Regions from separate parts of the Homo sapiens genome. Here regions 1, 2, 3, 4 and 5 are each linked to region 6. The links are chromatin contacts, found by Hi-C or POLR2A ChIA-PET in ENCODE. All regions are on one chromosome and are shown on one strand. The core of a region is the stretch at or near the end of the contact, and the rest is flanking DNA. Distances in the headings are between cores, read along the strand shown.

Region 1 (4,652 bases), core at 807-3,306, 1.4 Mb after region 6:
GGATTATGAGTGACCTAAGCCCATTACTTAACTCCTCTGAGATAGTTTTCCCATCTGCAGAATGAGAACATGGGACGAGGTGAGCAGCTTTGAACTTTTTCTTAGGGAGTGTCAGAACGAGGCCAGTCTGCCTTTATGCCATGTGGCCTCAGGCACCTACAGTGAAGTCTTAAAACCAGTGGATGCTCTCTACAGTGCCTTCTAGCTGTGGTAGTCTGTGTCTCCAAGGACCAACCCTTCCATTTCTGAGGCTTCAGAATAAATTCTGGCAGTTATTTCTTCTCTCAGACTCTATTTCAGAAAAGTGTACCTGCCAACCTGCATTTAGTAAGAAATAATGAATTCCTTTTCTCATTCTTTTTATTTTTATTTTTTATTTTTTTGAGACGGAGTTTCGCTCTTGTTGCCCAGTCTGGGATGCAATGGCGCAATCTCGGCTCACCGCAACCCCCACCTCCCTGGTTCAAGCGATTCTCCTGCCTCAGCCTCCTGAGTAGCTGGAATTACAGGCATGTGCCACCACGCCCAGCTAATTTTGTATTTTTAGTAGAGACGGGGTTTCGCCATGTTGGTCAAGCTGGTCTCAAACTCCCGACCTCAGGTGATCTGCCTGTCTCAGCCTCCCAAAGTGCTGGGATTACAAGCGTGAGCCACCACGCCTGGCCGTTGTTGTTGTTGTTGTTGTTGAGAAGGAGTCTCGCTCTGTCTCTGGACTGGAGTGTAGTGGCGTGATCTCGGCTCCCTGCAAGCTCCGCCTCCCAGGTTCATGCCATTCTCCTGCCTCAGCCTCCCTAGTAGGTGGGACTACAAGCGCCCGCCACCACGCCCGGATAATTTTTTTGTATTTTTAGTAGAGACGGAGTTTCACCATGTTAGCCAGGATGGTCTCGATCTCCTGACCTCGTGATCTGCCCGTCTCGGCCTCCCAAAGTGCTGGGATTACAGGCGTGAGCCACCGCACCTGGCGCTTTTCTCATTTTTTATTAACCAAAAACATCTATAGCTGCCAATCAGAGTTTCTGACCAGCATGAGATAACCAGGTTCCCACATAAGTTGATATAATTCCAGCCAAAAGCAAATACACTTGAGGTTTTAATTAGCCTAGGCCACCTTATCTGGTAAATGCATGATTTCCGTTAGGCTTTCTGAAATATTGAAAATAGCACACGGACCCTCCATTGTTACCTTCTTAGACCCCTAAAAGTGCCCAACTGCTGCAGGATTTAGGAAGCAGGAAAAAGATGTGGGAAAATAAGGACAAACTAGCTTGCATGCCATCCATGGCACCAGTCACCTCACTTGGCGTGTTGGCAGGGGAGGCACTATTTATTGGATTGACTTTAGGTTGCTGGGATGGAAGGGCCACTGCCTGTCCAGGAATAAGCCATGGGTAGTGTGCCGGGAGGAAAGGAGGCCTAGGTCTGTGTCCCTTGCCTGCATGCCAGGTATCCTGAACCATCGCACAGCCGGAATGGATATGCCCCTGGCTTGTGGGCTTTACAAGCTTTGTAAACTCTCTGTCTTGCAACCCTGCTAAACTCCAGGCTACTTCCTCAGGCCACCCCAGGAGTGTCAGGCTCAGCTCCTCTCCAAGAGCAGTGGGTGTTGGAGAAATTGGCAGCAGGAATAGGGTCCCTTGGCCTTAGCCCTGTGCTCCAGGAAACTTTGAGAGAACCTCTTCTTCACCCAGAGGAAGAGGGAGAGGGTATTGCCCAAGTCCACAGTTAGTGCCTGAACCAGAACTCTTGGCTCCTGGTCCAGTGCTCCTTTCACTGCTTCCTGTACCTCTGCTGTTCTGGTCTAGTTCAGGTTGGTGGCCCTTTCTGCTTTCTAGAGCCTGAAGGCAGCAACCAAGTTCTCTGGGGGCTGCCCCTGCTGAGAGAGGGGTCTCCTTCTCTCACATCACCCAGCCCTAGGGCGGTGCAGCCAGACCCCACAAGTGGATGTCATGCCTAAGTGAGAAGGGTGGGGCCTGGCACGGAGGTGGGGGTGTGGGAGACAAACGGAGAAGTGAGAGGTTGGAAACAGACAGGAAGCCACAGGCAGTAAACATTTCCTGTCCCCAGAGTAACGGAGACTGGCACCTCCCCTCCCCACCCCTCCTAACTTCAGGAGCTCTCCCTCTTCAGCCTACCCATCTCCTATTCCTCTGGACCCTGCCTTCTCTCCCCTCCATTCTCACCACTGGCCCTCACAGACCCCTCCTCACTCTCCTCTTCCGTCCCCTCGGACCTGTCCTCTCTGCTGCTTCCATCCCCTATACCTCCTGGGCCACTCCTCCCCGCCTCAGTATACCTGGTCTTCTTGGAAAATACCCCCAGCTCTTGTGACCTCTACCATAATCCTTCACTTTGGGCCTTCTTGCCTAGTGAGAAAGCTGAGGAAGGTATTCAAATATCAGGGAAAGGGTAGGTATTGGACGGGTTGAAAGCTGAAAGTGAACAGAAACCAATAGAGATGGAGAAATGTAAAATCTGAGATAGAGAGATAGGATTCAAAAACCAAAACCAAGAGAGCAAGCAGTCATAGGGGCAGAGGGACAGAGGGATTGAGAAGCAGTGCCAGAGGCAGACACAGAGCAGAGCAGAGGCCAAGGCTGGCAGGAGCACTGGTCCAGAGGCTGGGTCGAGTTGCCCAGGCTGCCAGATACAAGTCCTGGCAGGAGACCCTTAGGGGAAACCAAGAGAGCCAAGAGCGGTGTGGAGGTCTTGGAGGCAAGAGACCTAGGGATGAATGAGGCAGAGCTGACGGCAGGAGGACTGCCCAGGCCCTTAGCTATGACCACCCCATTACACAGGGCAAACTTCCCCTCATATCAGGGGGAACAGAAGCACTGTGTCCAGAACTGGGACCCCGGTAGAGCAGACTCTGAATTCAGTCAGCTGGGGGTGGTCTATGGGAAAGGGGTTCAAGGGCTGAAACACAGACCCAGCCAGGAAGGGGAGGCCCACACCAGGGCCGGGGTGAGGGCAGGCCCAGGCCCAGTGGAACAATCTGTTTTCACTGTCCTCCAGCTCCTCTCTCCACTCCTGCTGCCTGATTTCCAAGACTCACATTTTCCTCCTACACGCCCCAAGGCTGGGTGGCTGGGCAGCCGGATGCCTGGGTCTTGGCCCAGGGAGGGGATTTGGCTTGGGAGGAGAGTATATAGGCTAGATGAGAGACCCTGAGGCTCCACAGGACCTTGGCGCTCCAGAAGCTATACATCTAATCTCAGCAGGTACGTAGAGGAGAGGGAGAAGCCAGGGGTACAGGCTCTGGCCCCTCTTCCCCTTCTAGAAATTGACTGTGGTTCCTCCTCTCTTTATGAACAGGATAAGGTAGGAGAGGACAGAGAATGGCGGGAGGAGGGGAGGGTTGTGTTAGTGACAGCGGCACATGGGGACCGCCTGACTCCAGCCTGTGCCTCTGGCATCTGTGGCATCTTCTGAGATATAAATACAACGCAGGGGGCATCTACTCCACCCCCAGCCAGCCCCAGCCTAGAGGCCTGGGTCCTTCCTGCCTCCAGACACCAATGAAAAGCTAGGAGCCATCCTCAACTGCCTCGCTTTTCCCCCCCACAGGGTCAGTGTGCTGGTGGGAGCACCCAAGGCTAATACCAGCCAGCCAGGAGTGCTGCAGGGTGGTGCTGTCTACCTCTGTCCTTGGGGTGCCAGCCCCACACAGTGCACCCCCATTGAATTTGACAGCAAAGGTAGGCCAGTGAAATTCAGGGAGGGACTGGGGGGTGGGACTGCAGCCTGGGGGCAAGGCCTGGGTGGGGCCTGGGGCGAGGGGTGGAGCCTGCTGGAACCCCGGCCACGTGACCTCTCAGCACCAGCTCTGGTGCTCCAACTGCTTACAGTGGATCCCCATGGCACTCACTCCACTCTCCCATCCAGCCCAGCCCAAGGAGGACGGGCATGATTCAGAAACATGTGGCTCTCATTTCCCCTGAATCACCCACAATTCTGGGAGGCCAGGGCCGTAACACAGACAAAGACAGGGAATGTTGCACAAACTATTCAGTTCCTTTAACTAAGTACTGACTAAGTGACAGTGCATGACAGGCACTGTGCTGGTGCTGCAGGGACTGAAAGATGACTAAGCCACTGCCCTCAAGGAGCTCAAGGTCTGAGTAGACACAGATGGATGGGAGGAAGATGGAGACTAACAGCTATCAGTTGCTCTGTGCCAGGCCCAGTTGTGAACACTTTACATATATTAGTTCACTTAATCTTTTCAACAACTGTATAAGGTATTATTATCCCCATTTTCTAAGTGAGGAGACAGAGGGTAAGTAGCTTATCCAAGGTTATACAGCTAGCAAACATTGGAGAGAGGATATGAACTAGGGCCATCTGTCTCCAGAAATAAAAACTGGACAGGCTGGGCACGGTGGCATGTGCCTGTAATCCCAGCACTTTGGGAGGCCGAGGCAGGAGGATCACTTGGTCCCAGGAGTTCAAGACCATCCTGGCCAACATAGTGAGACCCTGTCTCTACCAAAAACATTAGACAGAGCTGGGTGTGGTGGCTCATGCTTGTAATCCCAGCACTTTGGGAGGCCAAGGCAGGTGGATCACCTGAGGCCAGGAGTTTGAGACCAGACTGGCCATCATGGCAAAACCCCGTCTCTACTGAAAATACAAAAATTAGCCGGGCATGG
Region 2 (4,390 bases), core at 1,378-3,877, 1.8 Mb after region 6:
AAAGAAAACTATTCTCCTTCCCACTCCCTAAACTTGCCCCCTTGTCTACAAAGTAGGCAGGCCTACTCAGCACAGAGGAGGGAGAAGGGAAGAGAGAGAAAAGACAAAAAGAAGAAACTGTACCTAACTATAGAAAAGTGAGACACTCCCCACCCTCAGCTCCACTGAAGTGCCCCCAGAGGAGTCTGGTCTCTCTGCAGACTCAGGGGGAAGGAAGGGGACTGGAGAAATCAGCCTTAATCTTCCACATCCCCTCTTCTGAAGATCCCATACCCCAACCCCCTTGCTTGTTCTTCTAAGGACATTGGAAGACTAATGGAGAGCTAAGATTTGTGTGTTTGTTTAAAGTAAACTTAGGCAACTATAGAGAAGATGGGATGTTACCAGGCCAGAGAGGGAGGGGAATAAAAAGAAACCATCAGACATTGACGTAAAACTAATTCACATCCACTGGTTTATTATTGATCACGGGGCATTTCACATCGACACTAAAATTCTTTATTGCAAGTTTTACAATAATCAAGTAAATTCAGTCCAAAAACACAATAACCACGATAGGGGTGGGGAGAGATTCTACCTATAGACTGCCTCTCTGAACTGAAAGTTCATTTTGATTTTCTTTTGGCTCCTCAAACTGAACAGCTCTGAGAGGCTCTCCAGATGCATTTAGCTTTGTCTGCTGTCTTCGCCCCCTCTCCTCCCACACCCCCCCCCAACAATAATACAAAAGAACTTCATAGCTTTGTTCTCCTTAAAATGACTTCCCCCTCACTAACCTCCCCTGGTGCATTTTCAATGCAAAAGGCCTAAGGAAAGAGGGGGGGAAGGAGGAGGAGGAGAAGGATGAGAATTGGCTTTAAAATTTCTTTCCTTTTTTCTTTTCCTCATTTCCCCTGAAATTCACCCAAGCCAGACCATCACACCTTGCAATATATAATTTTTGCAGCTTTTTTTCTTAAAAAATAAATAACCCCCCAAAATGGCCTTTTAAAAAAAAACACCCAGCAGGTACCATGCTAAGACAACATCACATGCTTAAAAGGGTCCTTAACAGTGGGAGGGAGAGGAGGGCAGGGGGCTTGTTTGTTTATCTGTTTTGTCTGTTTGGAACTGACAAGGGACAAGGTGAGAGGAAGAGAGAAAAGAACCTATATATATATATATATATATATATATTAAATTCTATAAATAAGAGTCAATTTGTGTGTGAGGGGAGGGTGGGGGCATGGGGTGGGGGCAGGGGTGTGAGTTATGTTTTATAACCTGGTAATGTCCTCTGCCCGTTGCTGCTCCGGCGGCGTGGCGCTCTGGGAGTGGTCTTCAGAAGTACCCGGGGTAGCTGCCGAAAGGGTGCTGGGCGCAGCGCCGGCCGGGGGTGCTGACCTGACTTTGGTGTTGGGGAGTCGGTGGTCCTTCTTCCATTTCATGCGACGGTTTTGGAACCAGATTTTGATCTGCCTCTCAGAGAGGCACAGCGAGTGGGCGATCTCGATCCTTCTCCTTCGGGTCAGGTAGCGGTTGTAATGAAACTCTTTCTCTAATTCCAGGACTTGCTGCCGGGTATAGGCTGTCCTCGAGCGCTTGGGTTCCCCTCCGTTATAATTGGGGTTCACTGGGGGGAGGGGAAAAGCAAATAGTGGGGTTCAGAGGCAGCAGGCTCCCCGCCCCCCACCCTCACCCCATCCTCAGCTCTGAGAAACAGGAGGAGGGAGTGGTGGAAATAAAGTCATCAAGCTTAAATGGGTTATAAAGAAGTTGAAGGAAGCTGAAGACTTTGTAGTGTAATAAGAGGGGAATCCTCATTGTAACGACACTGAATTATTTATGCGCCCTTAGAAAGCGAGCATAGTTTTCACACATACATAACAGATCGTAGCACATGGCTCGGACTGCCCAGAGTAGCTAAGCCATAAAATTTATGGGGGATGTAATTACCCATTCTCGCTCGTAAATCCAGTTCAATTGTGCTAACCCAGAGTCGCTCCTGGAGAGAGAGGGGGAAGGAGAGAAAGGAGGACGGGGGCCAGAGGGGGCCGAGGAGGGTGGGGAGCGCTAGGGAAGAAGGGAGGGAGGGGGGGAGCAAAAAGCAAAGTTGCCTACCCGTGCTAACGTGAATTTTTTTCATCCATGGGTAGACTATGGGTTGCTTGCTGGCGGCGCTGGAGGGATGGTCGGGGGCTGGCTGGCTGCAGGCTGGCGGGGCTGGGGACGGGGAGGCGGAGGCGCCTGAGAGAGGCGCCGGCTCGCAGAGCGACTGTGATTTCTCGGGGTGGTGGTGGCCCGCCTGGGCCGGCCCGTGGCCTCGCGAATTGCCGGGCCCCTGGAGACTGGTGCAGCTATACTGGCGCTCAGGGTAGCTAGGGCGCGGAGGCGGTGGTGGGTACAGCTCCTGGTGGTGATGCTGGAATCCCGATTCCCTGGTCCGGCCGTAATATTCCGGACTGTGTTCAGGGATGTAGCTATTTTGCGAATATTCTTCGCATGGAGGAAATTTCGGATCGATGTAGTTAGAGTCCATCAAATACGAGCTCATGATCATTAATTTCTGGAGTGGAAAATAATTTTTCTCGCTTTGTCGTTTTTCTGCTCCATAAAGCCCTCCTACTAGCTAGCGACCCTGTAAAGTTACTTTCACCATGTGACTCCTCCGGCCAATCACACGGAGCAACCCAGTCCCCGGATAAGGAACCGAATCGCTTTATTCAAAATGTATCCAATTTTTTTGTGTGTGTGGTGGTGGTGGTGCTGGGAGGCGGGGGTGGGTGGTGATGTGGGGTTAGCTAGCAGAGGTTGGAGTGCCCCCAGTGCACATCCCGCCAGACTGACAACCCTCCCCTGCAAAAGGAGATGGGAAGCTCCCGGCTCCCCTCCAAAGCCCGGGCATTGGGGGACTGTCGGGAGGCAGTGATTCAGCCCCCGCCCAGGGTCTCCCCTCAGGCCTCTGCTGGGCCCCGTGGGCCTCGGCTCCTGAGCTTTTCCAGAGGTCTCCATTCATGGCGATCGTGTCTCAGTCTGTGTAGGTCACGGGGCAGCGCCCCTCTTTCGCAGGAAGAGGAAGTTGAATGAGGACTGGAGTGGATGTTGGATGGGGAGGGGCCCAGGCTGAGCCGAGGAGGCTGGAGAGCCTGGAGTGCCCCCCATCCAAGGATACCAGAGTCCAGCCCCTCTTCCCCATACACACTCACCCAACCCTCTGGCCATGCGGCCGGCGAGGCAGGGTCCCAGCTGGACCAGGCAGGTAGAGGCAGCGGGATGCAAATGATTCTGACGTCATTTCTGGAGGTCTGGGGGTTGAGCCCCCGCTGAAGAGAGACAGGAAGTGGTTGGCAAAAGCAGAGTTCAGAAGTCTCGCCTTCCCCTGCTACCCACTGACCCTCCCTGCCCCAGCCCCAGAGCAGAGGATCTCTTCTACTGCTGGCTTCTGTTTCCACTCCCCATTCAGCCCGGCCTGCTATTTTCTGACAATTATCTCCAAGGAGCTGGGGCAAGGAGGAGAGCTTTCTGCCAGGAGTCAGTGCCCTGTGATGGTGCCCAGCCAAGATCCTGAGAGTTCTTTCTCTGTCCCCACAGAGGGCAGACCTAGCTAAGAGGGAGGCCTGTGTGGGTAGAGCCTGCTTGCTTCTGGCTAGGAGCTGTATCCATGTAACACGTGTGTTTACATGTAAACACGAATTCCTAAAGGCCAGCTCCAGGCTGCTTTCCAAAAACGGAAGGCTAAGCTCACCAAGTTGGGGAGGCACGGCCAGCCTTTGGGGTCTCCAGCCCATTCACACCCCCTGCTCTCTCTCTGCCACCCACTCACAGTAATACTCTGATGGAGGGGGGTGACAGGGCCGTAGAGGAGGGAGGGGGCCAGGAAAAGCTGCTTTCCTAACCACCACCCCCCCCCCCCAGCTAGGGGTGGTCCTGTCATGCCACCGATTCCAATTAACTGATCGCCCATAACTCAGAGTTGCGGGGGGTAGCGGAGGGGAGAGCCCAGGGAGGGAGCCGGGTCCCCTTGTTGTACTTGATAACAATTATAGTTTAAAATCATAGCTTGCCAGGGCTCAGCTATATTTTACTTGATAACAATAAAAGTGACACATAAAGTTAACTGTTTATGTTTTATTTATTAGACTAAATCTGCCAGCGGTGGTAGGAGCGCTTGCCTCGTCGCTACAGCTTTTATAGGGCTGTAAAACGTCATAAATCAGTCTCGCGGAATCGCCCGCACTCTTTGTGTCGGCGGCGGCGCAGGGCTGGCGGCCGCTGGCTGCCTGCTCCCTCCTTTCCACGAAAAGTCGTAATGTGATTTTTTTTCCCTCTGATTTTATTATTATGATCGCCGCCGTGATTAGTCAATCTACCTTTAATTCGCCGCCCTACGCTACCTCCTCCCAGCCCAGCC
Region 3 (4,943 bases), core at 2,098-4,597, 1.7 Mb before region 6:
AGAGAAAAGGGTTGGGGGACAGGAGCAGGGGCCCGAGGACGGCTCCGTCTAGGGGTTTGAGGGCCTCTCCCTTCTAGCAATCGAAATACAGTAGGGGGTCTGCGGGGACGACGCTGAGAGGGACGAAGTGATGAGGAGTGGGAAGCTGAGGGTGCCTGGGCACGGGGCCTTCGGCCCTGTAAAGTGCTGGGAGGGGGTAGTGGGGGATGCTGTGCCTTGGCCGCTGCAGAGAGTAGGCTGCTAGCAAGGAAGGGGGGTGCCCCAGGCCCCTCCACCGTGGGGGCCCCTCCCAGGGGCCCCAGGACCAGGGGCAGGTGCATAGTGGCTGAAGACACTGGTGGCTGAGAGGCAGGACCAGGGTGGGCGGGGAGATTATTGCTCGGGGGCAGGGGAGGGGGTGTTAAGGCATCACTACAGTGGAAGAGAGGAGGGTCTGAAGGTGGTGAGGAGGAGGCATGAGGGGCCGGAGGAGAGCCCAGGTCAGAGGGCACCAGGCTGGATCTGAGGGCAGCTCCCCAGTTGTATGAGGGAGCATTGAGGCTGATAGCAGGTGGAGGAGGTGGGGCTGGAGAGGGGGCATTGCCCCTTGGGAGGAAACGGGGGCTGCTACTGCCCCCAGAAGGGACTGGGTCAGCAAGCCTTGGGGGGAAAAGCCCCCCAGGGCCTGCTAGAGTGGGAAAGGCCTGGGAAACTGAGGGTGGTTCTGGGGGAAGGGAGCCAGGACCCCCATTAAGTGGAGTTGTAGGAGGAACTCGACAGGGAGGGCGGGCAGAGGGGGGCCCTGGGGACACAGTGTGGAACATTTGGGGGCTCGCTCCCTCTCCTGCAATAAATGAAAAATGAAGGGTCAGCCTGTGGCTCCCCTTCCAAAAACTCTTTTGTCTTCTCTAGTCCCATCTCCCACAAGTTCCCAACCTCCCTGTGCCCTCCTTTCAACATGCAGCTCCCCACCCACTCCCCTTTCTCTTTGCTCCCTCTCAAGGAACTCCTCCCACCACCAGCCTTCCAAGCCCTTAGGTTTTCCTCGGTCTTCTGTAAAGTGGCAGAAGACTCACCAGGAGAAGAGTGTGAGCAGGTGGTCTCCATGCTGCGGTACAGAGTTGCCATAGCAACAGCTTTCCGCCGGTGGTTGCACAGCTTGGTCATGTCCTCCTCTGATGCTGGCCCCACCCCAGCCCCACCCGGGGTCACCGGGGCCAAAGGGTCAAAGTTGAAAACCTGTAAGGTGGAAAGCAAGGACAGGGACCCTGAGGGGCTGGAACCTGTGAGAAGGGCTACCTCAGTCAGTGATTTGCATTAAGACTTTTAGCTTATCTCTGTACTCTCAGGCGCCCCTCACCACTCTGACCTTGGGGACATTAAGTGGACACTCCAGACCGCACTTGCAGGTCCCATCGCTGAGGAGGTAGCTCCGGGTTTGCTCCAAGGAAGACAGCTCTGTGCCACTTGGACTGCGAGAGGACAGGGTCAGAGGACATGGGGTTAGCTGGCAGCGAATCAGGCAATACTCCTAAAGCACAGTGCTTAAGTTACAGATCCTCCTAGAAGAACAGAGGATAAGGAATGTGGGAAGACACAGAAAAAGGGAGAATGGATTCAAAGGCCCAGAGCTACAGAAAGCAAAAAGGCTGAGGAAGGAAGGGGAAGAGAGGAGAGCAATCGGGTACCAGAGAGCTGAGCTGAGAGAAGAAACGGAAGAAAGAAAACCTGGGCAACTGGAGTGGCAGAGCTTGGGGACCTGTGAAGATCCGTACCTGATGTAGAGCACAGCACCCTCTCGCACACAGCGCTGCCAGCCGATGGGGACAGATGTGGCCACAGGGCCCCCAGCTCTGTCTGCTCCACTGCTCTCATTGCCCCCATTCATTGTGTGTAATCAGCTCCCGCGTGCCTGATAACACAGACATCCATGTAGGCACTAGGAGGATTAAACTGAGCGAAGTACCTGAGAGAGGACTCCAGGAAGGCAAAGGTTGTGGGGAGACCCAAGAAAACTCAGGGGAAGCCCCAGAGGAGCAAGGGGAACCCCTCAGCTGGGAGGGAGACTGAGGAGTCCTCTGCCGTATCACCACAGCTACCTGAACATCTCTGCAAACATTGTGGGGTCCAGTCTAAAGCCGGGGCCACCAGCTTAGCCCACACCTGCAACGCAAGTAGAGAGATGGGACTGTCAGGAGTCTGCCCAACTCTAAAGAGCAGCACAGCCCAGCACCCTCTCAAAAGAAAGATCCTTAACAATGTGAGGCAAGCACCTATAAAGATCTCGGGGATCTGCTGGCTTAGTCTACAACCATCCTTTCCAAGCCCAGTCCCTAGGGACCAGAGGGTCAGAACCTCAGCTCCCTGGGACCAAGAAAGTCTAGCCCAATTCTTAGGCATATGAAGGGCAAGGCCTCCCTCCATTCGGAGTAGAAGACTTCAACCAGGAGTATGGGCACATTCCCATAATGCTAGGCCACTAGGAAGTTTCCCAGAGTGTCTGGCTCCTGTTGTTCTCTACCCAGGAAGATGATATAAAAAGTACAGATTGCCCCACAGGTCACCAGGCAATTGCCCAACTGCCCGCTGGGGTGGTACCAGCAGAACTCCCCCCATGCCTGCTCCATCAGACAATCGCTGATATAGTTCATTCGGGTCTTAAGAGGTGAGGATCACAGCTCAGTCTTCTCCCAGGATCCTGGGAAGCTCCTGATTTTCCCTCAAGCCTACGGCAAAGGGATTCAGAACCTCCTATTCCACTGGCTTCCGATTATCTCCAAGAGAGCCTGTCCTCCGATAGAAGGGGAAGCCCCTCCAACCTGCAGGTATCCTCCCCAGCCTCACCATTGCTCCCACCCCACACTGGCGGCTTCCAAACTTTCCCTCTCACAACAAGGCGCCCTGTCACCCAGACTGCTTCCCTCAGCTTGAGGAGGAGGGGAAGGCGCACGAAGTAGGAAGGAACTTGGGGAGAGGGCGGGCGGAGGGTGGGCGAAGCACTGAGGGGAGGGCGGTGAGGAAGGCAGAAGTCTGGCAGTGAGAGGGAGAAGCGGCGGGGGCAGGTGAGGGCGGGGGAGTGGGGATGGGGCCGGGGAAAGGGGCCGAGAGGACGCGGAGGGGGCAGAGGGTAGGGACGGGAGGGGGAGGGGCAGGGTGGGGGGGGCCGGGCCCCGCACTCACCGCGGCCCATGGTTCGGCCGGCCCCGCCCTGCGCAGTCGCGGCCCAGAGGGTGAGTGGGAGGGGGTGGGAGGAGGGTCGGTGGAGCCCGAGCCTCCGGTACGGCCCCGGCCGGTCCTAGCAGGAAGCGCCGCTGCCGCCGCCGCGGATCACCGAGCGGCCTCCCGCGCATGCGCCATGGGGGCCAGGGGCAGCCCTGGGGATTCCGTTCCCAGAAGGCACTGCGCAGGCTGCTGCCGCTGCCGCCGCCGCCGTCGCTGCCGCAGCCGCCGCCGCAGGAGCCGCCGCCTCCGCCGCTGCCCGGACGGGAGAGGGGCGGGGCCGGGCCCCCGCCCAGCGGACAGCGACGAGCCAACTGGAGGGGCTGCAGTGCGCATGCGGGAGCGCGCCTACCCCTCCCCCACAACCCCCCATTAATCCCCAAGAGAACAAACACCCCACGCGGCCCCCCCGCCCTCCGCGGAAGGATCTGCGCCTCTTCCCAGGCCACTGGTGGCCAATCCCAGCCCTCCTCAGGGAGGGGCCCCTTCCAAAGCCACAGTCTGTTGCGGGAACCAGGAATGCCAGGTCCGGGAGGGGCCAGGCCCCGAAAGATGAAAGTCGCGACTTGCCCTGCCCCGCCCCAAAGGCTTCCCGGGTAGTGTGCTGGGACTTGACCCGCCTCCCCAGGTCAACATGTCACAACACGACCTCAGCCTGTCAAGTCACATGACCTCTGCCTGTCACTGACAACCTGGTCTGTCTTTAGGCCAGGGGAGACCATCTGGTCCACCCTCCACACTACCCCCATTTTCAGAGAGGAAATGGAGGTGTGGAGCAGCGGAGCAGCCTAACCAAAGACCTGTCATTGCCACACCACTCCAGTCACAACCGGCCTTGTGACAGTTTCTACTTAAACTCTGGCTGCCCCCATGAGGGTATGACAGGATATGTAACAGGCCACCACATGGCCTCTGTTTTCAAGGCACAAGAAAAATACTTTGCATTCTGGGTGGTGCGTTTTACTTTTGGTCAAGTTGCCTCCAAGTTCATGGTTCTCATTTTACCTTCACAACTTTTATCTTTAATTTACAAACAAGGACGGTAAGATCCCTTGGCAAGTGATGGGGAGTTGAGTCTAAAATCGCGGCTCCGGTCTCCCCAGTCCAGGGCAGTCCTGCGCTGAAGTGCACTCACACGTCCCGGGATGAGACTCCGCTGTAAATCTCGACCCGAACACCTAGGAGGCAGGCCTGTGCCGCGCTCCTCACACAGGGAGTCACAGGACTTGCTGTCTGGTACAGCAAGAGAGGGTCTTGGAGAAAGCCATAGGAGTACCGTGGGGGAAAATAGGTGGCCAAACAGAATCGGGTCCACTGGGCAAAATACATGACTTCTGGCAGGCTGAGGGCTTACCAACTACAAGGTAAAAGTCAAGGGCGCTGTTCTGAGAGAAGCGGAAAATGACTACCAAGGGATTCCAGTACCTCGGCCCCTTTTGGGAGATTTACGGGGCTAGAACAGGAGACCACCCCCGTTTTTTTGTTTGTTTGTTTTGTTTTTTGTTTTTGGTGAAACGTAGTCTCGCTCTGTCACCCAGGCTGGAGTGCAGTGGCGCGATCTCGGTCACTGCAACATCCGCCTCCAGGGTTCAAGCGATTCTTCTGCCTCTGCCTCCAGAGTAGCTGGGATTACAGGCGCGCATCACCACACCCGGCTAATTTTTGTATTTTTAGTAGAGACGGGGTTTCACCATGTTGGTCAGGCTGATCTCGAACTCCTGACCTCAAGTGATCCGCTCTCCTCA
Region 4 (4,776 bases), core at 1,333-3,832, 1.9 Mb before region 6:
AGCAATTCTCCTGTCTCAGCCTCCCGAGTAGCTGGGCCTATAGGCACCCGCTACCACGCCCGGCTAATTTTTGTATTTTTAGTAGAGATGGGGTTTCACCATATTGGTCAGGCTGGTCTTGAACTCCTGACCTCAGGTGATCTGCCCGCCTCGGCCTCCCAAAGTGCTGGGATTACAGGCATAAGCCACTGCGCCCGGCTGGAAATATGTTTTAAACTTTGGATTTAGGGTCTGGGAGGGGACCCCCCCCGCCCCCGCCCCGACTATAAGATGCAACCCTCTTCCCTTAGAATCTGAACTGTCCCTGTGGGAGTGTCAACTTCCCTCTCTCAAGACTCACCCGAACCTCGGCCTCCCGGGGCCTCCCATTAAGGTCGCACTTGGACCCATTGCCATAGGTCTGGCTGTGGTAGCGTTTAAGACGATGCTGCTTGGAGGCCTGGAGAAGACATGAGGCAGGAATGGGGGACATGAGAAAGATAGCAAAGAGGAAGGATGGCACTGCGTCCCCAAAGAGACAAAAGAATGGCCTGTGCCCCCAGGCCCCAGGAAACTTTGTCCTAATGGCCACCAAGCCCCAAGAAACAGATCAGCTAATCTTGACCCTCCCCTTCTTGTCAGGGCTCTCAGCCGGTGGCCAGAACCCTTTCTTCCTGAATCCCACACTCTTGCCACCTTGGCTGTTTCATCATCCCAGTCGAAGGCTGATTGGTAGTAGCCGAGATAGAGGACTTCACCTTTGATCTCTGAATCTGCAAGGGAAGCCACAGTGAAGCACTGTTACTCTTAAGAGGAGGAGGAGGAGGAGGGAACTGGGGAACTTCCATGATATGACACTAAGGGCTTAAGGAAAATATAGGAGTGAGTTACCTTCCATGTGGTATTGCTGGATGTGGCGTCCATAACAGAATTCATATGTCCACCAGTCCTTTGTCTGACAATTAAAAAATAAACAATCAGGGGGATGGAGTGCAGACATCTTTTCTTGGAACCAGAGTCTCCTGGCTCCAAGACACATAACCTCTCATCTACTTACACACTCAATTCTCTTCCCTTCACTTCCACTCTCAATTCTCCAGACTTTCAGTAAGGAGGGAGGGCTGCTTTCCTTCTGTGACTTGGAGAGATATCTCTAAAGTCTGTTTTCCACTTGTGGTCTTTCCATTCCTCCCTTTTAAAAGATTTTTTAAATCCTTATTTGCCCTCCATAAAGATAAGAAATTATGGTATCCCTGAAGCAATTATATTAGGGAAACATAGAAGAACCCAAAATTAAATATTAATTGAACTTCTTGAACATTCCTGGCACTGTTCTGGCCACTGGGAATACAACTGTGAACAAGATTAATTCTTTGACCTCATGGAGTTTACACTCTAATGCGGGGAATCAGACCGAAAATAAACAAACTGATTCAGTAAATATGATTTCAGATCATGAAAAGTGCTACGATGAAAATAAAACAGGATACTGGAGCAGAGTGATAGGGCAGGGGGTGACTTTAGCAAGTAGGCTTAAGGAAGTACTCCTCCTACCCCACGCAGACCCTCAATCTTGCTTTAGCCCTTTTCTGAGATCTTCTATCCTAACCTGCTCCTACGTTCAGCAAAGTGTCATCAGTGGTTGCAGGATTCTTTGCTTCTTTCCTGTCCGTGTAATCTGTCTACTCCTCCAGTGGTCTTCTTAACCACTACAGGTCCCCTAGATCCTGCCTCATTCAGTGGACTCCAGTTCTTGGATGAACTGCTAGTTTCCAAGCCCTCATTCTATCTAACCCAGTCCCTTTCACCTTCAGCAAGCAGGGAGCATCTCTCATTGGGCTCAACAACTCAGGGATCCCAGGCCCTTGGTAAGCAGGTGTTTCCTCCTCCCTTTCACGCTGGAAGTGAATAGCTCCAGCTGGCAGGCGACACTCATAGCGCTGTTTGTACTTAGAGGAGACAATCACCACGTCCGAAGATTGGCTCTGGGAAAGAAGGGAGGGTCGGGGGGCAAGGAAGCAAAGAAAGGCTGGGATCAGGGAGAACAACGAAATCCCTCTTCAAACCCTGGGGAAGAGATCAGTCGAAGACAGAATAAGCCATAAGCCCTCCAGCTGTATTTAGTGGGTGAGAGGAGAGGGCGCTCCCATTTCTCCACGGGGGCGGAGTCCGGGTGTTTCGATCATAAACTGAGACCTGAAGGTTGACAGCGGGAAGCCCCACCTCTCCCAATTCCTGGCCCCCAGAGAATTGGTCTCAGTCTGCGACCCCCAGGGGTCACCGTAAAAGCAATACCTACTCTTCCCGATTCCCCGTAGGCTCCAGCCCCAGACTCCGGAGCTGCCCTTCTTCCTCTATCTCTTACCCGCTTCCTCTTCTGCCCAGACCCTCGCCCCTTATACGCCTCTCACCTGCCCTCCCATGACAGGCAACGGCAGGATCTCGATCCCATAACGCATCTCACTCAGCTCCTCCAGGTTCAGGCTCCCGACACCGCCGGTCAGACTTGCGGGTAACAGGAGTCCCAGAAGCAGCAGTCCTAACAAACTGGACAGCAGCGTTTCCGCCGCCATCTTTCGTTCCCCTTCTTATGCAGAGAATCTGTTTCCGCCCTAAGCCAGGCAGCGGCCTCAACACGCCCATCGGCGCCACATGATTTTATTGGCTGTACGTTCTATCCCTCCCACGTACCCTATTCCTATTTGTAAACGTGGCTCCAAGGTCCTGGGGAGGTGGATCACGACGATTAGAAATATCAATCGCTGTCCGTGATTGGTCAGAGACCAGCCAATCATCGACAAGATCAAACCCCTCCTCGTTCCCCAATTTCAGAGGCGTGGTCTATGCGCTTGGTCCTTTTAAGTTTGCCCTCTGTCTTCGCCCAGCTGTCATGCGCATCTCATTGCTTTTTCAGACGTCTCTTGCATTATATCCTGCCCACCGCCGGGCGGAGTATTGAGGCAGATAGGTAGCGTGCGCAGTGCCGGTGAAAGTTATTAAATGCTTGTTGCAAAACAAACAATTATTATACGGACGCTTACCTCTTTTCATATATACATATTGCTTTGAGGCAATCAGAAAATTTGTGTCAAAACCTTCCTATACGATCCTGCAGTTGACCTCCAGTAAAATGACCTCCAGTAAAAATCCTAGAGAAATAATGCGGGCAGCCAGACGTGGTGGCACGCACCTGTGGTATCAGCTACTCCGGAGGCTGAGGCAGGAGGATCTCCTGAGCCCAGGAGTTCAAGTGCAGCCTGCGCAACACAGCGAAACCCCGTCTCAAATAAGTACGTACATACATACATACATACATACATACATACATACATACATACATGCATACATGGGCTTCCAGTTAAGGTGAAATTATGTATTACTCTCCAGGCCGTAAGAAAGGGAAAGGAGACAACAACAGCAACATTTTGGAAGCTGGAAATCAAACAGAAGAATGTTAACTGGTTTAGCAAACTTGAGAATATTTATTACGAAACAAAGGTAAACAAGAGGCTGATTATACCTTTGGAAAACCCTCTCTGGGGAATCTCACCAGCCAAAACGAAAAATCCCAAAGATACCCTTATCAGAGTTCTCTTAATGATATAGATAACTAGAATGAATTCCACATGTAACACTTTGGCCTACGTGCCCCAGCCCTCATTCCACTTTCCAATCAGCTTTTTAGTGTTCTTACTCTTCAAAATAAATAGCCAGAGATCATTAGACATTTAAGGAAGGACTTTAATATACAAGTAAGAAACAAACAAGAAGGGAAAAGCAAATGAGAGGAAACATAAATTGCAAGGGAGGGGAAAAAACACTAAAAATAAAAAATTTAAAAATAGGCCGGGCACGGTGGCTTACGCCTGTAATCCCAAAACTGTGGGAGTCCGAGACGGGCGGATCACTTGAGGTCAGGAGCTCAAGACCAGCCTGGCTAACGTGGTGAAACCCCGTATCTACTAAAAATACGAAAATTAGCTGGGCATGGTGGCACGCGCCTATAGTTCCAGCTACTCAGGAGGCTGAGGCAGAAGAATTGATTGAACCTGGGAGGCGGAAGTTGCAGTGAGCTGAGATTGCGGCACTGCATTCCAGCCTGGGCCACAGAGCTAGACTCCGTCTGAAACAACAAAGCATTTAAAAATAATCCATCATCAGACTTCTCAAAGAGATATTATAGAGCATTCATAAAATAACAACAGGAAACTACTTGAGAGTAACTACTATTCGGATAAGCAAAAAGAGCTCTTGGAAACTAAAACCATGTTACAGAAATAAAAATTCTATAAAAAGGCTGGGGGATAAAGTTGAAGAAGATCAAATTTGTTCTGCTTTAGGAGAAAACATAAAAATAAAGGATCAGTCCAGAAGGTCTGGACTAAATAAGAGTTCTAAATTAGAGTTCCAGAAAGAGAACAGAGAATCAGAAGAGATCATCAAAAAAACTATTTAAAAGGACTATCCCAAACTGAAGAACAGTCTCCAAATTGAACAGGCACCCTAAGTATCCAGAACAACAAATCAAACCCACACCAAGACACATCATTATAGAATCTCAGAGTACTGGACACAGAGAAAAAAATTCTAAAAGCTTCCAGAGAGAAAGAACAAGTTGCATATACAGACAAAAAAAATCAGAACATGTGACTTCATGTTGTTGCTTTGTTAATACATTTTTTAAAAATCAGTATAACATTAGGATTAAGAATCAGAACACCATTGCTACCCAAAGCAATCTATAGATTCAATGCAATCCCTATCAAAATACCAATGACATTCTTAACAGAAATAGAA
Region 5 (5,059 bases), core at 2,116-4,615, 1.3 Mb before region 6:
CAACCTCCGCCTCCCAGGTTCAAGTGATTCTCCTGCCTCAGCCTCCTGAGTAGCTGGGTTTACAGGTGCCCGCCATACGCCCAGCTAATTTTTGTATTTTTAGTAGAGACGGGGTTTCACTATGGTGGCCAGGCTGGTCTTGAACTCCTGATCTCGTGATTCGCCCGCCTTGGCCTCCCAAAGTGCTGGGATTACAGGCGTGAGCCACCATGCTCAGCCTCCGTGTTTTTTTTTGTTTTCTTATTTTTTGAGACGGAGTCTTGCTCTGTCGCCCAGGCTGGAGTGCAGTGGAGCGATCTCAGCTCACTGCAAGTTCCGCCTCCCAGGTTCACACCACTCTCCTGCCTCAGCCTCCTGAGTAGCTGGGACTACAGGTACCTGCCACCACGCCCGACTAATTTTTTTTATTTTTAGTAGAGACGGGGTTTCACCATGTTAGCCAGGATGGTCTCCATCTCCTGACCTCATGATCCGCCCGCCTCAGCCTCCCAAAGTGCTGGGATTACAGGCATGAGCCACCGTGCCCAGCCTCGTTTTTTTAAACTAATGTGTTTTTCTGTTCCAGGATCCCATCTAGACCACCACATTATGTTTAGTTCTCAAAAACATAATGGGCTGGGCATGGTGGCTCATGCCTGTAATCCCAGCACTTCGGGAGGCCGAGGCGGGCAAATCACCTGAGGTCGGGAGTTCAAGACCAGCTTGACCAACATGGAGAAACCCCATCTCTACTAAAAATATGAAATTAGCTGGGCGGGGTGGCACACACCTGTAATCCCAGCTACTTGGGAGGCTGAGGCAGGAGAATCGCTTGAACCTGGGAGGGGGAGGTTGCGGTGAGCCAAGTTTGTGCCATTGCACTCCAGCCTGCTCAACAAGAGTGAAACTCTGTCTCAAAAAACAAAAACAAAAAAGCCCATAATGATGTTTGGATGACTTTGACAGCTTTGAGGAGTACTGGTCAGGTATTTTGTAGGATGCCTCTATTGGAATTTGTCTAATGTTTTTCTCAAGATTAGAGTGGTGTTATGGGTTTTGGGAAGGAAAACCACAGAGTTAAAATGCCATTTTCATCTCATGTTATCAAGGGTACATAGTATCAACATGATTGATGCTGACTTCCCTAGGTCAGCTGAGGGAGTGTGTGTGTGAAATACAGGATGACCATATCAGCACTGTTGGCCTAGACTTTTCCTTCTGAGAATGAAATCTCTTCTCTTGCCCATAGCTCAGCCCCATTTTGACTTTTTTTTTTTTTTTTTGAGACAAGAGAGGCTCGCTCTGTCACCCAGGCTGGAGTGAAGTGGCATGATCTCGGCTCACTGCAACCTCTGCCTCCTGGGCTCAAGCAATTCTTCTGTCTCAGACTCCTAAGTAGCTGGGATTACAGGAACCTGCCACCATGCTGGGCTAATTTTTGTATTTTTATTAGAGATAGGGTTTTGCTGTGTTGGCCAGGCTGGTCTCGAACTTCTGGCCTCAAGTGATCCTCCCACCTCAACCTCCCAAAAGTGCTGGGATTACAGGCATGAGCCACCATGCCCAGCCCATTTTGACTTTTTTTTTTTTTCTCTTTTGAGACAGAGTCTTGCTCTGTCACCCAGTCTGGAGTGCAATGGGGCGATCTTGGCTCACTGCAGCCTCCGCCTCCTGGGTTCAAGGGATTCTCCTGCCTCAGCCTCCTGAGTAGCTGGGCTTACAGCCACCTACCACCATGCCTGGCTAATTTTTGTATTTTTAGTAGAGACGGGGTTTTGCCATGTTGGCCAGGCTGGTCTCGAACTCCTGACCTCAGTTGATCCACCCGCCTCGGACTCCCAAAGTGTTAGGATTACAGACCTGAGCCACCATGCCCGGCCCATTTTGACTTTTAAAAAGGTCCTTGTTTTAGACCAGGTGCAGTAGCTTACTCCTGTAATTTCAGTAATTTGGGAGGCCAAGGTGGGATAATCACTTGAGGCCAGGAGTTTGAGGTCAGCCTGGGCAACATAGCAAGATATTGTCTCTACAAAAAGTAATTAAAAAAAATTAAGCCAGACATAGTGGCTCATGCCTGTAGTCCCAGCTACTTGGGAGATTGAAGTGGGAGGATCATTTGATCCTGGGAGTTCGAGGCTGCAGTGAGCTGTGGTTACACCACTGCATTCCAGAAGGGTTACAGAAGGAGACCTTGTCTCAATAACAACAACAACAACAACAACAACAATGAAACAAACAAATAGCTGGGCATGGTGGTGCATCCCTGTAGCCCAACCTATCTAGGAAGCTGAGGTGGGAAGATGGTTTAAGTCCAGGAATTCAAGGTTACACTGAGCTGTGATGGTGCTGTTGCACTCCAGCTTGGGTGTCAGAGAATGACCCTGTCTCTAAAAACATTAAAAAAAAAAATTCTTGTTTTGAAAGCTTGAACCTTCCCCAGGAGATGCCCCCTTCCTTGAATTCCTCAATTCATTTGGCTCTATCATCTGTAGTTTTCCTACCCATCACCATCAGATCCTCTTAAAAAAAAAGTTTCAATTTCTACTAACAGTTTCTGAACACCTGGATCTCTGCTGGGCCCTGTGTTAAATCATTGAATGGGAAGCAGCTAATCCATATAAATAACTCCGGCTTTGGAGTCAGTAGGATTTAGGTTGGGATCACAGACCAGATGAACTATGAAATCTTGGGCAGGTTCCTGTGGCTGTCTTGGCTTTGGCTTCTTAAATGGAGAGAATTATATTTGTCTCACAAGATGATAAGAGGAATAAATGAATCTTTCTTAATCCTAACATTAATTTTACTTCCAAAAATAAAAATCCTATGAATACATTTTTAAAAGCTAATGTTTATGCTTATAAAATATTGACACACACTTTTTTGTGACTTCTATTTTAAATCCTTTAGGACTTTGGAGAACCACACTTTTGTCAGTCGACTTTAAAAATCGTCCTATCAGGGTCCTACTCATAAAGCGATCTCAATTGTAGGCGTCTCATAACAGAAAGGTCGTGATAAAAAGTAACCGAAAGAAAACGGAAGGAACTTCAGACAGCTTCTATGGAAATACCGAGTTTGGTCAAGGAGGCCTCTCCCATTCCGATTTTCTATTGGTTAAACTTACCATCAATCACACCAGTTGTAAATAAACTGAAGACGGAAGCATGTTGTTAGCGGGGTGGGATCTTCCTGTCGCCACTGCTAGGGTGAGAACCCATTTTCCAATAGGCTGAAAGCTGCTTTTCCCGCCCTCTCTCTTCAGTTGCTAAGGGGCGGGACTCATAGGGCCCTTGGAGGGCTGGGTGCTCGAAGCCCTGCCCATCCCATTGGTTGATAGGGGCGGGTTTCGTAGAGGATAGGCTGCTGTCGTTGCCCGTTCGGAGTTAGTTGCTGGGGTAAGGCACGTGAGGAGGAGGTGGCTTGAGGCAACCATGGCGGGAGGAATGAAAGTGGCGGTCTCGCCGGCAGTTGGTCCCGGGCCCTGGGGCTCGGGAGTCGGGGGCGGTGGGACAGTGCGGCTACTCTTGATCCTCTCCGGCTGCTTGGTCTACGGCACAGGTACCGCCCGGGCAGCAGCTGCCAAGGGGGCAGGTGCCGAGGGGGTTATTTTTGGAAAAGGGATTGTCCCGAGGGCGCGGGCCGTTACTCTGCAGAAGGGCGGTGGCTCTACCGAGGGCCGCCGGCGTAGTGTGGTGGAAGAAACTTGGCAGGCTAGTGGGCGTCGGGACTGAGGGTCTGGGCCCTGAAGCGGGCTGGGGCAGCTTCCAGAGTGGGGAGGAGCCTGAAGCCTTTTGGCGGAGACAGGAAGGGAGGCCTAGACTGGTTGAGAAGCAGTCCTGGGGGCTGTGTCTCGTTGCAGAAGCCTTGAGTTTCTTGGTTAAAAGCGAGAAAACCTGGGGACCATTCTGGGCAGGCAGAGCAGCCGCGGGAAAGGGACCATCTCATTCATTCGGCAAATCAGCAAACACCATCTGAGCGTATGCTCTGTCAGGACGCAGGGCACGGGTGGCAGAACGGATGTAGTTGACAGAAATGCAGTGATCTCTACTATCTTCTGCTCTTGTAAAACCTTGATTCCTTACCGCCCCCGGCCCGCGAGATGGAGTCTAGCTCTGTCACTCAGGCTGGAGTGCAGTGGTGCGATCTCGCTCACTGCAACCTCCGCCTCCTGGGTTCAAGCAATTCTCCTGCTTCAGCCTCCGGAGTAGCTGGGATTACAGGCACCCGCCACCGCGCCCGGCTAATTTTTGTATTTTTAGTAGAAATGGGGTTTCACTATGTTGGCCAGGGTGGTCTCGAACTCCTGACCTCGTGATCCATCCGCCTTGGCCCTCCCAAAGTGCTGGGATTACAGGTGTGAGCCACCGTGACCGGCCAAATAATGCATGTTTATTTTAGATGATTTGGCAAGGTACAATTAAGTATAAAGAAGCAGGCAGAAACCACACTGTTAATCCATTCAGAAGCAATCTATTTTAGCACACTTTCTTCTGATCTTTTTCCACATATTTTTAATTTTTTATGAATTGATAATTTGTATCCAGTTAGTACTCTAGTTCTCTTCCCTGGAGGCTGCCAGTCGTTACCAGAGATAGTTTTCTCGTTTGATTTTGTAGTACAATAATTTTCCCAAGTAATTTAAAATTCTTTTTTTGTTTTTTTGTTTGTTTGTTTGTTTGAGATGGAGTTTTGCTCTTGTTGCCCAGGCTGGAGTGCAGTGGTGCAATCTCAGCTCACTGCAACCTCCGCCTCCTGGGTTTAAATGATTCTCCTGCCTCAGCCTCCTGAGTAGCTGGGATTACACTTGCCCGCCACCACGCCCGGCTAATTTTTTTTTTTTTTTTTTAAACAGAGTCTCCCTCTTTCGCGCAGGCTGGAGTGCAGTGGCCAGATCTCGGCTCACTGCAAGCTCCGCCTCCCAGGTTCACGCCATTCTCCTGCCTCAGCCTCCCGAGTAGCTGGGACTACAGGCGCCCACCACCACGCCCGGCTAATTTTTTGTATTTTTAGTAGAGAGGGGGTTTCACCGTGTTAGCCAGGATGGTCTTGATCTCCTGACCTCGTGATCCGCCCGCCTCGG
Region 6 (4,374 bases), core at 807-3,306:
TTTACTTCTTTTGGCAGTGTAAAATCATTTGGTTTTATTTGGCACTTATCTTTTCTCAGTCCCTTCATTTCCTTACTACCAAGGAGGCAGCAAGGAATGCTTGATTACAGTATTGACTGTAATCTACATTTTACTGCTCTCTGTAGGCTTAGAACTAGTATACCATAATATCTTCAAAGGGTTTTAGATGAGAAGTCTGCTTTTTAACAGCTTCCCTATGGGCCTTTCTACCTGGCTCTTGGAGCTCTTTCTAACCCAGCATATCTCATTTCCCCCATAGACTCACAGCACAATAGGAGAGATGCTGAGGAACTTGCGGGAAGAGGTAAACTGGAGCCCATAGTCCATTTGCTCCCAGTGTGTCAGTAGCCGAGCCTTTCCTTGGTCAGGAGTCTCAAAGGGTGTCCCTTTCACCGTATGAAGGAAGACATACGTAGCCTGGGAACAGGGAAGGTGGCAGTGTGAGGGGCAGAAAGTAGTTTTTCAGTCAAAGAATTATGTTAAGATCCCAAAAGGAACACATAAATCCCCAAACAATTGGTGATTTTATTTTGCTTTTGGTTGGGAAACCCTGGGGTGGGTACAAGGGCGTGGTTTAGTGCTCACCAGGTTATGGATGACGTTGGTCAGGGTCCAGACAACAGGAATGCTGAAGAAGGGGATGCTGAGTAGAACCATATGCAGCAATCCTACCAAGATGATGTAGGCCAGCCAGATGCCTCGGCTATTCATCACTCGGGTGTTGGGGTTTACTTCGCTGTGTGCCACCCCCACATTCATCCTAGCCGTAATGGGGGATCAGGCAGGAGTCCAGCTCAGTTTTTTCTCAACCCCTCTTGAGCTATCTCCCAGTTGTCTCTCAGATAGCCCCAATCCCCTGAACTCTATTGGGAATGAAGAACTTACCCATCACGCAGAAAATAAAAACTGAAGACTTGGGGAAAACTTTAAAAGACAAGAAGAGTCCTCACTACATTTCAGAGACATAGTCATTATTGCTCTGATCTTTACACGTCAACTGTAACATGAAGGTGTATGTGTAGGCTTGGGGCACTCACTTCAGGGAGCAAGGGAAATAGGAGTATCTGACTTTGCTGAAGAAGTTAATAACCATGAAGAGGTCACGTACACCCAGAATTCCAGGCGAAAGTCATGGAATCATCAAAGAACCACTAAGAAGGGATGACAGAGTAAAGCTCACTCTGGTCCCCACTTTGTTCTCTGGGGCTTGTCCACCCTCTCTCTCACCTCCGTGGCATGTAAACAGTCTGCATCCCCATTACTTCTCTCAAGCGTGGGGCACGACAACAACTTGCCCACGGCTTCTGGACTGGGTTAGGAAGGGACCTGAGCTCAATACCTCGAAAGGTGGAGCCTTGGCTCTGACTCCAGGGGCAGCAGTGATTATCTGAACTCGGATCTTTAAAATTGTGGTAGCTCTAAAGCTGATGATGTCTGGTTAGGAAGCGGCTCTTGCCCGCCCCAGCCCCACCGCCAGTTCCTTAAGCCCGCCCCATGCCCCTCCCAGCTTCCTCCTCATGTTCATCGGTTTTTTCAGGGCTCCCTTCAGCGCTCCCCTCTCAGTATTTAGGTCACCACTCCCTCGGCGCCCCTTTCGCCTCCCACCATTTTTCCTCAGCAACCCTTACAGTCTTTGCAGCTCCTACCTGCCAGCTCAGATCCCCGTCCGGCTATGGGCGCGGCGCCGGCTACCACACCTGAAGTCTCCAGGAAGTAACGCCTCTCCTTCTGCCCCTTTCCTATTGGAGGAACAGAATCAGCGCTGCCACCACCCATTGGTTGGTGGTCTGTAATGCAGAAGCACAGTTGGTTGCCATTTCTGTCGTTCGCAAGATACAGTGCCCGCCCCTCTCCCAGTTCCACCTTTTGAAAGAGGTGGGGCAAGCTGCCTAGAGAAGTGAGAGCGACGTCAGCTATTGACCAATGGGAAGAGCTGATGGTATGGCGTGGGAGCAAGAGTGACAACGATTGGTCAGCCTTGCATCTCTACGCCTAAGGCGGGAGCTCCTGGAGGCGGAGGCCGCGGGTGGGGGCCTAGTGGAGTGAGGGGTAACAAGATGGCGACCGAGACGGTGGAGCTCCATAAGCTAAAGGTACCGTGAATCGGGGAAGGGCTGAGTTGGACTTTTCTAGGAACTGAATTCTACAGGGTAGCTTGCGCCTTCTCCTACGTCTTCTCCGTGCAGCCTTTTCCACTTCGTTTCTCGGCTCCCGCCGTAGCTCTTTTGTGCCACCCTTCCACACTACGCCTTCCCTAATTTCCCATTTCTCCTCACGGCTTTACTGCTATATTTATTTGTTATTTCTGCTTCCTTCATCATTGTATCGTCCGTCACCCTTCCCCACTGGGTTGTGTAAGTGCCTTCTACCTGTTATACTCTTCGTTGCTTTTCAGGGCTGCATTACGTCAGTTGGTCCCTCCTTTTTGCCCCATGTCGGAGCCAGGATCCGTTTTTCTTCCCTGGGATGATGTTTCCAGTCTGTCGTCCGAAGCTGAGATTTCCCTGTTAGCAAATGGTGGCATTTTTGTGTATTTCTGTCTAAATAGGTACCAGACACTCAGAAAATACTTCCACTCCCCTTTTCTAGGTGGGATTACGCCCCAAGCCGAATTTTGAAACAGGGAGAGGCCTCTCAGAAGATCGGTCTCGCCTTAGAAGCCTGGGGTTGAGGAGGTCTTGAGAATAGTAGAAGTACAGACACCTCAGATTTAAAAGTTTTCGAGTTCTGTCACGCGGCTCTCGGCCCGCCAGCCTTCCTCACACACCATCTCCAACCACCAGAGAGAACTCACACCTGCAATATTTGGGAAAAACAATTCCAAGGTTAAGATTATCTCTGTTCCATTTCATATCTCGGGTGGGCCCTGCATCTCCTGGTGTTACCATTGGCTGACACTGAATCACAGAAGCTATTTTAAATTGTCTTATGAGACTCTTGGTAGTTTTTTCACACTTAGATATATAAAAAAGTTAAAAAAATATATTAAAAAGAAGAACATTTTAAAAAGTATTTTCTTTTAGGGTAAATTAAGATATCTTGAGTAATTGTCTGTTTGTGGTTTCACAAGTAGTTTTCCCATTAGATGTTTTGGACAAACCAGGCTGATATAGCTGAAACTGAAAAGTGATCCTTTAAAGCTCGAAAAGTTTTTTTTTGTTTTTGTTGCTGTTAAGAAAGCTTAAGGGTAGTAAGGGTAGGGAGAGGACCCTTCTTTAGTCACTTATTAGTTGACCCCAATTAGTCTTTCTGTGAAACTGATGTTTTTCTTACTCTTGGATTCTAAACTCTGTTAGTGGGTTTTTGTGTTATTCTGGAGTTATTGTTAACTTGATGATACTGAAATGCATAGACTATATCAGCGGTCTCTTGATCTTTATTGTGATGAGTTAAAAAAAATTGAGCAATCATCTCCACTTTGTTTATATATACTGTACTTATAGAAATTGTATACTTCTGGACTGTTATAAAATATAACACAGAAAAGGAATTTTTGAATGAGATAAAAAGGAACTATATATAGAAGAGCTAATATTTTCTTCCTATTTGTCCTATTTTTGAAATCCCTGGAGTAAGTCACCAGCTGCCCGATGACTTACTTGCATTTATAGATTGTGTTGGTTTATGGAGTTCCTCCTTCCATCAAATCTGTATTTGTCAGGTCTATATAAAATTTGTATTTGATTGGATAAGTAACTTTTACGTAAAGTCCTCTGACCTGATTTCAGTGTTACAGTCTAAGAGAACATTAGGCACTCCTGACAGCCTAAAAAGGACTTGCTCTTTAATCACATTTGCTTGTCTTTGCTTTTTCTCTAGAGCACTTCTTAACCTTTTGGAGGTCACAGATATCTTTGAAACTCTGATGAAAGGTATGGACCCTCTCCCCAGAAAAAGGCATGTACACATATTTTGCATGCAGTTTGAGGGGCTTCATAAAACTACCTTGTAGCCCCGAGGAGTCCATGGACCTCTGGTTAAGAACTCATGCCTTTAGCTGGGCGTGGTGGCTCACGTCTGTAATCCTAGCACTTTGGGAGGCCTAGGCGGGCGGATTGCTTGAGGCCAGGAGTTCGAGACCAGCCTGGGCAACATGGCGAAACCCCGCCTCTACCAAAAATGCAAAAATTAGCCAGGTGTGGTGGCAAGTGCCTGTAGTCCCAGCTATTGAGGAGGCTGTGAGGAGGCTGAGGCACAAGAATCGCTTGAGCCCGGGTTGGAGGTTGCAGTGAGCCGAGATGGTGTACTGCACTCCAGCCTGGGGGACAGTGAGACTCCGTCTCAAAAAGAAAAAAAGAACTCATGCCTTTGATTCTGATTTTTAGGACAATTAATGTTTGGTTCCACTGGTGA

What was found. A loop is a pair of places that touch in the nucleus more often than their neighbours do. ChIA-PET counts read pairs that join two places held with the same protein, here RNA polymerase II (POLR2A). Pooled maps may share reads with other maps.
Region 1: a loop to region 6 is called in a pooled map, with 2.4 times the contacts of the local background. The contact joins the enhancer-like site here to the promoter of SARNP in region 6. A Hi-C loop is called at or near these places in 1 of 50 pooled maps. POLR2A ChIA-PET finds 5 or more read pairs at or near these places in 3 of 52 experiments (HEK293T, K562 and activated CD4-positive, alpha-beta T cell).
Region 2: a pooled map shows a loop between it and region 6 (3-fold over the local background). The contact joins the promoter of HOXC4 here to the promoter of SARNP in region 6. A Hi-C loop is called at or near these places in 2 of 50 pooled maps. POLR2A ChIA-PET finds 5 or more read pairs at or near these places in 2 of 52 experiments (HEK293 and activated CD4-positive, alpha-beta T cell).
Region 3: a map of naive thymus-derived CD4-positive, alpha-beta T cell shows a loop between it and region 6 (22-fold over the local background). The contact joins the promoter of MBD6 here to the promoter of SARNP in region 6. A Hi-C loop is called at or near these places in 1 of 168 maps with a recorded cell type or tissue (naive thymus-derived CD4-positive, alpha-beta T cell), 1 of 37 single-sample maps with no recorded cell type and 11 of 50 pooled maps.
Region 4: a pooled map shows a loop between it and region 6 (17-fold over the local background). The contact joins the promoter of OS9 here to the promoter of SARNP in region 6. A Hi-C loop is called at or near these places in 8 of 50 pooled maps.
Region 5: a loop to region 6 is called in a pooled map, with 5 times the contacts of the local background. The contact joins the promoter of NEMP1 here to the promoter of SARNP in region 6. A Hi-C loop is called at or near these places in 1 of 168 maps with a recorded cell type or tissue (naive thymus-derived CD4-positive, alpha-beta T cell), 3 of 37 single-sample maps with no recorded cell type and 13 of 50 pooled maps. POLR2A ChIA-PET finds 5 or more read pairs at or near these places in 3 of 52 experiments (A673, H1 and activated T-cell).

Annotation. Positions count from the first base shown.
Region 1 is chr12:54,410,880-54,415,531 of GRCh38, reverse strand. It overlaps ITGA5 (integrin subunit alpha 5), which reads left to right. Exons shown (of 30, transcript NM_002205.5): 2 at 3,568-3,698. The region is part of intron 2 of GPR84-AS1 (GPR84, ZNF385A, ITGA5 and GTSF1 antisense RNA 1); the gene reads right to left. Among named protein-coding and RNA genes, the nearest start is that of ITGA5, 6.1 kb to the left of the region's middle. RefSeq lists enhancers at 2,517-3,298, 3,299-4,081 and a silencer at 3,734-3,873. Within about 2 kb of position 2,056, at least 24 of the 41 ENCODE cell types and tissues checked have a DNase peak (open chromatin) inside an H3K27ac peak, as active enhancers do.
Region 2 is chr12:54,052,072-54,056,461 of GRCh38, reverse strand. HOXC4 (homeobox C4) reads right to left here and starts at 2,627. Exons shown (of 2, transcript NM_153633.3): 1 at 2,101-2,627; 2 at 432-1,612. The coding sequence starts at 2,539. The coding sequence ends at 1,257. RefSeq lists a cis regulatory region at 2,336-2,836 and enhancers at 3,413-3,572, 2,868-3,849, 3,850-4,390.
Region 3 is chr12:57,521,228-57,526,170 of GRCh38, reverse strand. MBD6 (methyl-CpG binding domain protein 6) reads right to left here and starts at 3,347. Exons shown (of 13, transcript NM_052897.4): 1 at 3,160-3,347; 2 at 2,079-2,142; 3 at 1,755-1,891; 4 at 1,349-1,451; 5 at 1,056-1,218; 6 at 1-823. The coding sequence starts at 1,867. RefSeq lists a silencer at 3,116-3,515 and enhancers at 3,776-3,915, 2,979-3,938, 4,036-4,105, 4,196-4,305, 3,939-4,899 and 2 more.
Region 4 is chr12:57,691,938-57,696,713 of GRCh38, reverse strand. It overlaps OS9 (OS9 endoplasmic reticulum lectin), which reads right to left and starts at 2,582. Exons shown (of 15, transcript NM_006812.4): 1 at 2,391-2,582; 2 at 1,788-1,964; 3 at 871-934; 4 at 676-752; 5 at 341-439. The coding sequence starts at 2,552. RefSeq lists enhancers at 2,342-2,391, 2,379-2,953.
Region 5 is chr12:57,077,097-57,082,155 of GRCh38, reverse strand. It overlaps NEMP1 (nuclear envelope integral membrane protein 1), which reads left to right and starts at 3,365. Exons shown (of 9, transcript NM_001130963.2): 1 at 3,365-3,537. The coding sequence starts at 3,411. RefSeq lists enhancers at 3,391-3,440, 3,561-3,810.
Region 6 is chr12:55,815,406-55,819,779 of GRCh38, reverse strand. SARNP (SAP domain containing ribonucleoprotein) reads left to right here and starts at 2,056. Exons shown (of 11, transcript NM_033082.4): 1 at 2,056-2,114. The coding sequence starts at 2,079. It overlaps ORMDL2 (ORMDL sphingolipid biosynthesis regulator 2), which reads right to left and starts at 1,739. Exons shown (of 4, transcript NM_014182.5): 1 at 1,668-1,739; 2 at 607-781; 3 at 287-438. The coding sequence starts at 780.